Linked DNA regions of Homo sapiens: region 2 is linked to region 1. A link is an interaction called in ENCODE POLR2A ChIA-PET data of the cell type or tissue named here. Cell type or tissue: GM12878. All regions are shown on one strand. Links, peaks and the distances in the headings refer to the core of each region. The heading gives the core; the rest is flanking DNA.

What was found. ChIA-PET counts read pairs that join two places held together with the same protein. Peaks named below come from ENCODE experiments on the same cell type or tissue, not always from the same donor. Only the 100,000 strongest peaks of a DNase experiment are listed, where the experiment ranks them.
Region 2: POLR2A ChIA-PET joins it to region 1 with 9 read pairs; 7 of 35 experiments call an interaction of 5 or more read pairs at or near these places.

What each region holds. Positions count from the first base shown.
Region 1 is chr16:25,025,731-25,034,794 of GRCh38, reverse strand. It overlaps the pseudogene LCMT1P1. Among named protein-coding and RNA genes, the nearest start is that of ARHGAP17, 15 kb to the right of the region's middle. RefSeq lists an enhancer at 3,149-3,328. In GM12878, for the core only: no CTCF peak of the experiment used is centred there; a DNase peak (open chromatin) is centred at 3,184; H3K4me3 peaks cover 3,135 bases; H3K27ac peaks cover 2,918 bases.
Region 2 is chr16:25,130,925-25,134,924 of GRCh38, reverse strand. It overlaps LCMT1 (leucine carboxyl methyltransferase 1), which reads right to left. Exons shown (of 11, transcript NM_016309.3): 3 at 2,402-2,523. Among named protein-coding and RNA genes, the nearest start is that of LCMT1-AS2, 16 kb to the left of the region's middle. In GM12878, for the core only: no CTCF peak of the experiment used is centred there; no DNase peak of the experiment used is centred there.

The sequences.
Region 1 (9,064 bases), core at 1,032-5,031:
AAATATGCTAACCCTAATGTGCTACTAAACAGAATTTTATTTCTGACAATTTTGATGTCACTTCAGATTATCTTAGCAAATAGCAGTTAATATGAGAAAAATTATTATCATTATTATTATTATATATATATTTTGGAGACAGGGTCTCACTCTATCCCCCCGGCTGGAGTGCAGTGGCACGATCTCGATTCACTGCAATCTCCGTCTCCAGGGCACAAGCGATTCTCAAGTCTCAGCCTCCCAAATAGCTGGGATCACAGGCGAGCACCACCATGCATGGCTAATTTTTGTATTTTTAGTACAGACAGCATTTTACCATGTTGGCTAGGCTGGTCTCAAACTCCTGGCTTCAAGTAATCCACCTGTCTCGGCCTCCCAAAGTGCTGGGATTACAGGTATGTGCCACTGCACGTGGCCAGGAAAAAAATTATTTCTAATTAATCAGTGGTACAGGCCAGATGCGGTAGCTCATGCCTGTAGTCCCAGCACTTTGGGAGGCTGACACAGGAGGATAGCTTGGGCCCAGGAGTTTGAGACCAACCTGGGCAACAAAGTGAGGCTCCGTCTCAACAAAAAAATTGAAAAATTAGCCAGGCGTGGTGGCATGAGCCAGTAGTCCCAGCTACTTGGAGGGCTAACGCTGAAGGATCACTTGAGTCCAGGAGGTTGAGGCTGCAGTGAGTCATGATCACGCTACTGCATTCCAGCCTGGCTAAAAGAGCTAAACCCTGTCTCAAAAAATAAATTAATTAATTGATAAAAAATAAACAGTGCTATAGTGTGGCCAAATAACAAATGAAAGCTAGAGATGAGATAAAGCTGATCGTAATCCATTTAAGGTCACAAATTTCACCAGGGACTGCCTTTAATGCTTATGTATTTATCTATTTAATCAACCACTGCCAACAACTACATGCCAAATACTGCTGTAGTGCTATACTAACATTAAATATCATTTAATCTTCACAACCACTTATGAAGTACGTAGTATCATCATCCTCATTTTACAGATCAGAAAACTGAGGCACAGAATGGTTTAGTAACTTCCCCTATTTTTTTTTTTTTTTTTTTTTTTTTTGTGACGGAGTCTCTCTCTGTCTTCCAGGCTGGAGTGCAGTGGCGCGATCTCGGCTCACTGCAAGCTCCGCCTCCCGGGTTCAAGCCATTTTCCTACCTCAGCCTCCCGAGTAGCTGGGACTACAGGCGCCCGCCACCACGCCCGGCTAAATTTTTTTTTTTTTTTTGTATTTTTAGTAGAGACAGGGTTTCACCGTGTTAGCCAGAATGGTCTCGATCTCCTGACCTCGTGATCCGCCCGCCTCGGCCTCCCAAAGTGCTGCGATTACAGGCGTGAGCCACCATGCCCGGCCTGTAACTTCCCCTATTTTACACAGCCAGTGAGTGGCACTAAGTTTGACAGAGTTTGGTTCCAGAATCCATGCTCTGAATGACAACACTTAGTCTCCAGGAACCTACAGAAAGTGCAAGGCTTAATTCAAAACTTTGGTTTTCCCCACTCTATAATCCCTACGTGGCAAGCCTACGTCTCTCGCCTAGAAGGCATTCTTTGAGATCCTCTAACAGTTCGTACTCCTCTCTTGTGTTGTCTGAACACTCTCCCACATTACTATTATTATTATTGTTGTTGTTGTTGTTGTTTTGACACAGAGTTTTGCTCTTGTTGCTCAGGCTGGAGTGCAATGGCGCGGTCTTGGCTCACCGCAACCTCCGCCTCCCGGGTTCAAGCGATTCTCCTGCCTCAGCCTTCTGAGTAGCTGAGATTACAGGCGCCCACAACTATGCTCGGCTGATTTTTGTATTTTTATTAGAGACGAGGTTTCACCATGTTGACCAGGCTGGTCCCAAACTCCTGACCTCAGGTGATCGGCCCACCTCGGCCTTCTAAAGTGCCGGGACTACAGGCATGAGCCACCGCGCCCGGCCTACACCCCTGTTTTTTAAGCCTTTTGCTCTCAGCTTAAATATCACTAAATTACAAACTCTAATGACACCGCGGTATTTCTCAGTGCACAACACCAAATTTTAATTATGTATCTCATGGATAATTATTTCCTGTCAGTCTTTCCCAACTAAACCGTGAGTTCCAGTATGTCTGGCAGCACGTCTGTCTTGTTCTTGGTGTATTCCCATTACTGAATCCCCACCAACCAGCCCAAATAAGGCCCTGGCACAAAGTAAGCTCTCCATTTTTGTAGAATGAATGAGTGAATAAATGGAGGACACTCAAGCCTCATGTTTTCTCTTTCTGACACATACCTGTGCTCCCTACGACCCCACCCTCACCATCACACCCTTAATAGTGGAGACTTAGTGTGGTACTGGCTTTTCAAACAGGTATTATGTGGCCCTAGACAGGTCATTTCCTTCACTGAAAGTCATCGCCTGAGTTTCAGGTGCACAACGGGGATCATACCTAAAAGAGAGAGAACCTCCACCTCTCATCCTCATAATCTACGGAGACAGTAGTTAGGTGCATCATGTTTGTCTTTCTAGCAGCGTTTAGCTCCGAGAACGCCAAGACCCCGTCCGCCTGGTTCAGGGGCCTGCTCCCATCCACAGTACCCAGGCTTGCTCCAAGCCTGGCTCACAGCAGGAGCTCAGAAACGATTCGTTAAATAAATGAAGCCCTGTTCTGTGCATTTCACAGGTGGGAAGCGAGGGTCGTGCGAGGCGGGGGCAGCAACCTGCCAGCCTCCGAGCGTATTCTTCAGATGCAGGCCCGCCTCCCACCTCAGCCCGCGTCCCAGATGCCAGCCCCGAATCCCGCGCCCGACAGGCGCTTCTTGCACAAGGAAGCATCTTCGCAGGTGCAGCCCACGCCCTCGTCGCCCGCGTCGCAATTCCAGGTGGAAAAGCAGGAGGTGAAGGAAGACTCCCTCTGTCTAGTGGCCATGGGCGTGGAGGTTCCGGGGAGCTGTGTCCGCCAGACATGGAAGTGGGGTCGACGGGCGGTAGGGGACGGCGCTAGTCACAGGCAGAAAGCAGGAGAGGAAAGTAGGGCTCCACCTGGCTCAGCTGGCGCGGCTCAGTGACACCCCGGAGGCCGGCTGCCCCAGCAGCCTCTCCGCCTATTGGCTCCTCTGCCTAGTCGCTCATTGGGCAATTATCCCTTCCTCTCAGCCTACAAAGGTACTCATTGGATAAGTTTTTTGGCCCCGCCCACCCAACCCGGAAGTTTGCCGACGGAGAAAGGAAACTAAAAGTCAGTGGCGGAGTACCGCGATGCTTTCTGGGAAGTGTAGTCTTAGGTGCCTGGAGAGGCCACCAGGTTTCTTCTGACTCGTCACGGAATTTTAAGGGCAGAGAATCCAGCCAGAAGCAAATGTCAGCTGTTACGTTCAGTCTGGGCTCGTTGTCACTCAACAGTTTAACAAAATTTTGTTAAGTGCTGTCCATGCCAGGGACTGTGCTAAGAGCTTTAGAGACATAATCGCCTTTGAAATGTAGTAAAGGAAGTAGCGTGTGGAAAAGTAATAGAATGGGAAACCACGTGGCAGTAAAAATCAATGAACTCGAACTCTCAGGTAGCATCAAGGGCTGAATTTCAGAAACGTGATGTTCAGTGAAAGAAGGAAGTCTAACGACACTTTTGTAAAGTTCAAACCAAGTAAAACTAATGTTGTTTAGAGAAACATACATATACGGTAAAATACTGTACAGAAAAGCCAAGACATGAGAAAAAAAAAAAAGTCAGGACATTGATGACCTCTAGGGAGTGGGACGGTAGCATACGAGAGGGTAGGGAGAGGCAGGGAAGGAGCACATAGACACATTCTCAGTTTCTCAGGTGGGAGTGAGTTCACGTGTGTCTGTTTCATTATGATGCATATTCAAGATGCATCTATTTTTACTAGTTTTGTTATAAAATATTTTATAAATAAAAGAAGAACTATGCTACTGTATTCCACTTGATTATCTGTCAGGTGTTGGACACAGGCAATGGGTATACTTTAAGAACTTTGAATCACACCTATTTAAAAAAGCAAAATAGCTCTCTCTCTTCTGCCGCCACGTAAGATGTACCTGCTTCCCCTTCCACCATAACTGTTAAGTTTCCTGAGGCCTCCCCAGCCATGCAGAACTCAACATCCTTGCGACTGGGGGCCATTATCTTAAGTGAAACAACTCAGACACAGAAAGTAAAATATGCATGTTCTCGCTTCCCTGCCTACAAGCTGAGCAGACGCCAGCACCATGCTTCCTGTAAAGCCTGCAGAACCACGAGCCAATGAAACTGCCTTTCTATATAAGTTTTTTTTTTTTAAAGCAAAATAACAGAAACCCAGAATATACACCTTGGGGTGAGATCAGATAGCAAATGCTTGCTTAGTATTCAGTGGAGACACAAGATCTCATTGACAGTCAAGGCAGAAATGACAGTGGGGAATGGCTGAGGTTAGGAAGTTTTGCCAGGGATAGCAGCAATGGGCTGAAATACACCATTTTGTTGGAGCATTCCTCTACCAAAAAGGTAATACAAACCACTGCGCAAGCATTGTCTCCCAGCTTGGCAGTGTCTAAATTCCATGGGTGTTAGTGGATAATGTCAAACAGTAAGTAGCACAAGATGTTAATCCCACAGGTCTGGACGGTGAGACTGAAGGTGACTAGAAGAAGGTGGAGGCAGATGTATTGGCACACCTTTGTTATTGGGTGAGCCTTGATTCAAAACAGCTGGTAATTCAGGGAAATTTGGTTAGTTGGACTCTAGACAAAGTGAACTTACTGGGTGTGGACCACGACACTAGTAGATTGACTGGCATTCTCTGGAGGAGGAGGATGGCTACCCATAGAGCAGGCTGCTGGCCTCCCTTTCCTCATAACCTCTGAGAAGAGTCACATGTGATCTGATGACAAAAAAACCCTGTAACTTGAGGGAATTTGGACAGGGGTGGGGATACCCTTAAAACACCTGGAATCCAGCCAGGCACGGTGGCTTATGCCTGTAATCCCAGCACTTTGGGAGGCCAAGGTGCACGGCTCACCTGAGGTCAAGAGTTCGAGACCAGCCTGGTCAACATGCTGAAACCCCATCTCTACTAAAAATACAAAAATCAGCTAGGTGTGGTGGCGGGTGCCTGTAATCCCAGGTACTCAGGAGACTGAGGCAGGAGAATCACTTGAACCTAGTAGGTGGAGGTTGCAGTGAGCCGAGACCGTGCCATTGGACTCCAGCCTGGGTGACAAGAGCAAAACTCCATCTCAAAAAAGAAGAAGAAGAAGAAGAAGAGGAAGAGGAAGAAGAAAAAGAAGAAGAAGAACCACCTGGAATCCCACTAAATTGAAACATGGTACACTGTCAGCCCAAGTGGCTACACTTCAGGCAGTAAGCACTGAATGGCTATCTTAGTCCATTTTGGCTGCTATAACAAAATATCATAAACTAAGTGACTTATAAACAAAAGAATGGCTGGGCACAGTGGCTAATACCTATAATCCCAGCACTTTGGGAGACTAAGGTGGGAAGATCACTTTAGCTCAGGAATTCAAGACCAGTCTGGGCAATGTGGCGAAACCCCATCTCTACAAAAAAATTTAAAAACTAGCTGGGTATGGTGGAGTGTACCTGTAGTCCCAGCCTTGGGACTGGGCTGAGATGGGGAGGATCACTTGAGTCTAGGAGTTCAAGACTACAGTGAACTATGATTGCACCACTGCACTCTAGCCTGGGTGACAGAGAGAGACCCTGTCTCAAAAAATAAATACATATATACATACATAAAAATAAACCACGGAAATTTATTTATCATGGTTCTGGAGGCTGGCAAGTCCAAGGTCAAGGCAGATTCTGTGTCTGGTGAGGGCCTGCTTTCTGACTCATAGATGATGCTGTCTTGCTGTATCCTCACTTGGTCAAAGGAGCGAGGTGTCTCTCTCAGGTCTCTCTTATAAGGACACTAATCACATTCATGATAACTCTGCCCTCGTGGCCTGATCGCTTCACAAGAGCCCCACATCCTAATACACTGGGAGTTAAAATTTCAGCATTTGAGTTTCAGGGAGACAGAAACATTCAGACCACAGCAATGCCCTAGCCAACAAATGACTCCATCTCCATATTTATAGCAAACTCTTGGGCCATTGTCTAAGAATTGTTCCCTTTGTGCTCATAAAGAACTCTGGGAATCTCTTGCCTCATAAATACTGAAAATATAAACCGAGGTAATAGATAACTCATGTTTTTAAAATGGTCGGGTGTGGTGGCTTATGCCTATAATCTCAGCACTTCGTGAGGCCAAGGCAGGAGGATCACTTGAAGTCAGGAGTTCGAGACTAGCCTGGCCAACATGGCAGTCTCTACTAAGAATACAAAAATTAGCTGGCTACCTGGGAGGCTGAGGCATGAGAATCACTTGAACCCAGGAGGTGGAGGTTGCAGTGAGCTGAGATTGTATCACTGCACTCCAGCCTGGGCGACAGAGTGAGACTCTCTCTCAATTAAAAAAAAAAAAAAAGATATCTCTACATCTACGTATACAAAGGCCACAATATAAGGTCTCACTGTGGCACTCCATATACTCTTGGAAGTCCTACACATTACTGGTAGTGATCAGGGTACTTATTTCACATCTCAGAATCCACAGTGCCTCATGGGCTCTTGGAGAAGGCATTAATAGAACCTTCCACTTCTCTGATATCCCCAAGCAGCAGGCTCGAGAGGCATACGTGCTCCTGGAAGAACTCTTATTTAAGTTACAAAGTGGAAAATGCACATCATCCCTTCACACCTCCACTCCTGTTTCCCTGTCACCACAGTCATCGATTAGTCACACCTCAGCGGGGACCCACAATTCCTATGCCAGTGCCACACAGGTCCCTCAATTGCCTGTATTGGCCAGCCTGGGGGACATCTGTAAAGCTCATGTTTTTGAAGACTACCTCGCCCTGTGGTCCTCTTTCTCGTGGTTAGGTGCTAAACCCAGGAGGTGGAGGCTGCAGTGAGCTGAGATCGTGCCCCACTCCACTCCAGCCTGGGTGACAGAGGGAGCCTCTGTCTCAAAATAAATAAATAAATAAAATAAAAGTAAAATGTTTCTAGTGCAAACTTTGTTGAAGGCATCACCCTGCTATGATTAGGCTTATGGGTTTAAAGTTATTTGGGTAATAGTCTGTTTGGGGTTTGCAAGAAGTGACACGTGGCTGGAGGGTGGTCTATGAGTAGAAAGCAAGGCTCTAAAGGCAAGTCCTCAAATACCCTGTTAAAGTTTGGACTCCAGGCAGTGGAAACTCCTGAAATAATTTAAAGTAGGTAAGCAACGTTATCAGATTTTCATGCCAGAAAGTCCACCCTCATGGCGGTGTGGGGAATGGATTCAAGGGAGGCCAGGAGTGGAACCAGCAAGGTCAGTAAGGAGTCAATTGCCCCAGTCCATATAAGGACAGGAAGGAATGGACCACAGACATGGGGACAGGGAAAAGAGGAACAAAATGTGATATATTCATTGGTTCATTGGATATGAAGGGGGTGTGAAAGAGAGAGAGAGACACAGCACTTTGTTAGGCCGAGGAAGGCAGTTCACCTGAAGTCAGGAGTTCGAGACCAGCCTGGCTAACATGGTGAAACTCCGTCTCTACTAAAAATACAAAAAATTAGCCAGCTGTGGTGGTGCACACCTGTAATCCCAGCTACTCAGGAGGCTGAGGCATGAAAATTGCTTGAACCTGGGAGGTGGAGGTTGCAGTGAGCCCAAGTTGCGCCACTGCACTCCAGCCCAGGTGACAAAGTGAGACTCTGTCTCAAAAATACAGGGGAGAGAGAAAGAGAGAGATCAGTCATGGTTCTGAGGCCTCTTCCTTGGGTTATAAGAAGGCTATAATGGAAGATATTGAGTTTCTTTTACTTTTCTATTATTATTATTATTTGAACAGGGTCTCACTCTGCAGCCTCTACCTCCTGGGCTTAGGAAATCCTCCCACTTCAGCCTCTGGACACACCCACATGAGTGTGCCTAGCTGAGACTACATGCATGTGCCAACATGTCTAGCTGATTAAAAAAAATTTTTTTGTTTTTGAGTTAGAGTCTTGCTCTGTCGCCCAGGCTGGGTGGAGTGCAGTGGCATAATCTTGGCTCACTGCAACCTCCGCCTCCTGGACTCAAGCTATTCTCCTGCCTCAGCCTCCCAAGTATCTGAAATTATAGGTGTGCACCACTACGCCCGGCTAATTTTTTGTATTTTTAGTAGAGATGGGGTTTCACCACATTGGCCAGGCTTGTCTTGAACTCCTGAACTCAAGTGATCCACCCACCTTGGCTTCCCAAAGTACCGGGATTAAAGGCATGAGCCACCGTGCCTGGCTAATTTTTTTGTAGAGACAGGGTTTCCCTATGCTGCCCAGGCTGGTCTCCAACTCCTGGGCTCAAGCAATCCTCCTCCCCAAAATGCTGGGATTACAGGCATGATGCTTCTTTTTTCTTTTTTTTTGAGACAGAGTCTTGCTCTGTTGCCCAGGCTGGAGTGCAGTGGGGCTATCTCAGCTCACTGCAACCTCTGTCTCCCGGGTTCATGCCATCCTCCTGCCTCAGCCTCCCGAGTAGCTGAGACTACAGGTGCCCGCCACCACGCCCAGCTAATTTTTTGTATTTTTAGTAGAGACGGGGTTTCACCGTGTTAGCCAGGATGGTCTCGATCCCCCGACTTCGTGATCCACCCACCTCGGCCTCCCAAAGTGCTGGGATTACAGGCATGAGCCACCGTGACTGGTGATGCTTCTTCTTAAGACATGTTGACTTTGAGATGCTTATGGACATGCTGATAAATGTGTTCAGCAGACAATTAGATAAACCAGTGTGGCATCAGGAGAATGAGGTGGTTAGACATAGACATTCAGATGTCATTGGCATACCAGTGAAAGCAGAATCATGGGAGTGGTTGAGCTGGCCCTGACACTGCAGGGAGAATGAGAAGATCCTGTTAGTTAAAGATGGTACCTTGGAGTATGTTTATAGTTAAGAGGTGTCAGAAGAAGCAGCCACAAAAGAGACTGAGAAAGAAGGGTCTGGTGTGAGGAAGGGAACCTGAGGAGAGTGGTATCACTAAAAAT
Region 2 (4,000 bases), core at 1-4,000, 100 kb before region 1:
CTCATTACAAAAACACAACAGGTCAGCCGAGCATAGTGGCTCATACCCATAATCTCAGCACTTTGGGAGGCTAAGGCAGGTGGACCACTTGAGGCCAGGAGTTCAAGACCAGCCTGGCCAACACAGTAAAATGCTAGCTCTACTAAAAATACAAAAATTAGCTGTGCATGGTGGTGAACGCCTGTAATCCCAACTACTGGGGAGGCTGAGACAGGAGAATTGCTTCAACCCGGGAGGTGGAGGTTGCTGTGAGCCAAGATCACACCATGGCATTCCAGCCTGGGTGAGAGAGTGAGTAAGACTCTGTCTCAAAAATAACAATGACGGAAAAACAAAGATACAACAGATCTACAGAAAAGGGAAGGTCACCCTCCTGAAAAACCACAGAGGCTGTGTGCAGGGGAAAGAGGAAGAAATCCGGAGTTTAATGGGCAGATAACAATGCTTGATCCCTGCCCCAGAGCCTCTGGCTGCAGGATCCTGGAAGACAATCTTGCAGTCTCATTTCCCTCATCTGTGTAAAACACCCTTACAGAGTTCTCGTGTTAATTCATGAGGTCATATATGTAAAAACACTTCATGATGTTAGTGATTATATCTTGAGAAGAGAATGCAGAGGCAAAGAAATACCCACACTCTGTTGAAGTCACTGATTTCTCACTTCAATAAGAGAAGGGTTGAGAGCTCTGATGACCAAAGACCTTCATATCAGGTGAACTGATTAGGGGACAAAACAGATAAGTGGGTCTTGGTCAACATCCGCAAAAAATCTGGAGAAATGCACGTTCCCATTACTGTCACATGACGGACCTGACAGAAGAACCAAGCAAAATCTGTACAAACCTACAAAAAAAAAATGCAATTAGTGAGGACTTTTTTTTTTTTTTTTTTTAAGAGACGAAGTCTCACTCGTCGCCCAGGCTGGAGTGCGGTGGCATGATCTCGACTCACTGCAACCACAATCTCCTGGGTTCAAGCAATTCTCCTGCCTCAGCCTCCCATGTAGCTAGGATTACGGGTGCCCACCACCACACCCAGCTAATTTCTGTTTTTAACAGAGACAGGGTTTCACCATGTTGGCCAGGCTGGTCTCTAACTCCTGACCTCAAGTGATCTGCCCACCTCAGCCTCCCAAAGTGCTGGGATTACAAGTGTGAGCCACCATGCCCGGCCAATTAGTGAGGACTTTGTAGGGAAACGGTTTGGCTATTAAAATCTAAGCCCAGGAGGCCAGGCACGGTGGCTCACGCCTGTAATCCCAGCACTTTGGGAGGCCGAGGTAGGCAGATCACAAGGTCAGAAGATTGTGAGCAGCCTGGCCAACACGGTGAAACCCCGTCTCTACTAAAAATACAAAAATTAGCCAGACATGGTGGTGTGCACCTGTAGTCCAAGCTATTCAGGAGGCTAAGGCAGGAGAATCGCTTGAACCCGGGAGGTGGAGGCTGCAGTGAGCCAAGATTGTGGCATTGTACTCCAGCCTGGGCAACAGAGGAGCAAGACTGTCTCAAAAAAAAAAAAAAAAAAAAAAAAAAAAAACCTAAGCCCAGGAGCCAAAGACCACACTCCAGTTTTCTTTCCCTCTGAGAATGTAATTAGACCTGCATTCATACTCTAACAGAGCAGTTAAGAGACCAAATCAGAAAAAGATTACAAAATGGCTTTGCAACATATTATCATCACCCAGCCATATGAATCTCCAAATTTTACCCAAGAAGCCATTATCCTGACAAAATCTTAGTTACTGTCAAAATTACAAATATAGGCTGGGCGCAGTGGCTAATGCCTATAATCCCAGCACTTTGAGAGGCTGAGGCAGGAGGATCGCTTGAGGCCAGGAGTTCAGGACCAGCCTGGGCAACATAGTGAGACCGCTGTCTCTACACAAAAACTTAAAAAATTAGCCAGATGTGGTGGCGCATGCCTGTGGTCCCAGCTACTTGGGAGACTGATGTGGGAGAATTGCTTAAGCCCAGCAGTTCGAGGCTGTAATGAGCCATGATTGTGCCATTGCGTTCCAGCCTGGGTGACAGGGCAAGACTCTGGCTCAAAAAAAAAAAAAAAAAGTTACAAATGCATGCATGAGCTCTCCATTCCAGCAATTCTACTGGTAGAATTTCTCCTCCTGACATATTTCTACTCATACTGAGGGAAATATAAGGATTTTTATTATAGCTCCATTTGTAACAACAATTAGAGACAACCTAAAATATCTGTCACCAGGGCCCTGGTGAGATAAAACAGGACTGAGAGTCGTAGGGGCATCTAGGCAGATGGGACAGGGGTGGGAGACAGGCTTTCGCTGCATAACTTTTAATATATGTTTACATTTCGAATTAGGTGAAAATCTAACGAAAAAAATCTAAACACTTGGGGAGGGAGGAGGGGAATTTGAACATACCTTTAATCTCCAGAAGGTGGTATCCATGCCTGCCCCAAGGTTGACAATTTGACAATGACATTCTGTCTTCCGTAGAAATGCCTTTATAAGCTGACTGACACCATGGACTCGAGCAAAATATCCTAGGGGGGAGGGGAGGCACAGAAACAAGCTATCACCCAGTGATGACAGAAATTATCCCTGTGAAGCCCACCCCAGGAGAAGAGCAAAACAGAGAGCATGCGCCCTTCTGCAGTGTCAGAGGTTAATCTGCAGACTCTATGGGAGAAACAGCAACTTTCAAATTTTTTTTTTTTGGTTAAAGGCATCTGAACCAAGGTAAGTATAATCTATTTCATGAAGCAATTAACTACCTTTGAAAAAATGAGCTATAGTTTTATGTATGAAAAATAAGTGTTTTACATTGAAACGTCTAAAGTCCATCTTGGAAATGTGCCTTTCATGGCTATAATGAAAGCCACTCTGGACTCGGGTAAACCTGAAAATTGTGAGATCATATGAAAAATAATAGTATGGGTCAGGAAACTGAGCAGATGAATGTTAACACAAAGGAAGCTATATTTGTTATCCTGTTCCCTTCACCTCCACCCTGAATGGGTTAGTCTCTATGTAAAATGGGGGTCGCAGAGAAGACCAGCAAATTGCTGCCTAATAAAATGGCTTGCTACTAAAAACACAAAAATTAGCCAGGCATGGTGGTGCACAACTGTAATCCCAGCTTCTTGGGAGGATAGACCACAAGAATTGCTTGAACCCAGGAGGCAGAGGTTGCAGTGGCCCAAGATTGCGCCACTGTTAAGTTTTCGGGTGGAGGGTTGGGGAAAAGGAGATGGAAATAAAGAAGAAAAGATCACAAGGTCTGTCTGTGCTCTAAAACTATGCTGCTCAAAGTATGTGCATGGCTGTTAACAGTATGTGACTATTTTAAGAAAAAAATCTGATAGCATTTAGAAACTTTATTACAATTTGACAGAGAAATTTCAAGTCTGTTCAATCTACTAATAAATGATTTGGAATTGTACATTGTATGTCATTTTCATTTTATTTTTCTAGATCATTTCTATTGTATTTTACAGAGATATCATCCGCGATGGATTGGACACTGGGGGAAAAATGTCCTCACCATACACCATTTGGGAGGCACTCTCCAATCTGGCTGCATTCTAAAGGTTCAAATACAGGGTAGAAGAGAGGGGTGCCGCCAGGGCGTGGGGTGGGGGTCTTTGCCTGTGCAGCATTTGTTAGGAAATCTGCCTCAAAAGCAGGGGAGGGAATGCAAAATAAAATTGCATGTCCTTGTTTTCAGAAACCACCACTTTAAAATTTCTTGGCATTTCTTATAGAACCCACCTACAGGATCCAACTTGAGAGCCAAGATTCCCTGCACACACAAGAATTATAGTCATTTGGTCAATTTCTCAATCTGGCTGAGAATAAGGCAGGCTCCTGTCTCAAAGCCTTTGACTTCCTTGATGGAAATTATCTGCAGAGCCTAATAGTGTCATTAACACTAAAATAAGGCATCAAAAAGTAATTCTCCATCTCTTCCCTCTCAGGCTTTACACTGCTAAGCCAGAATGGAGCTGAATGACTACCTTT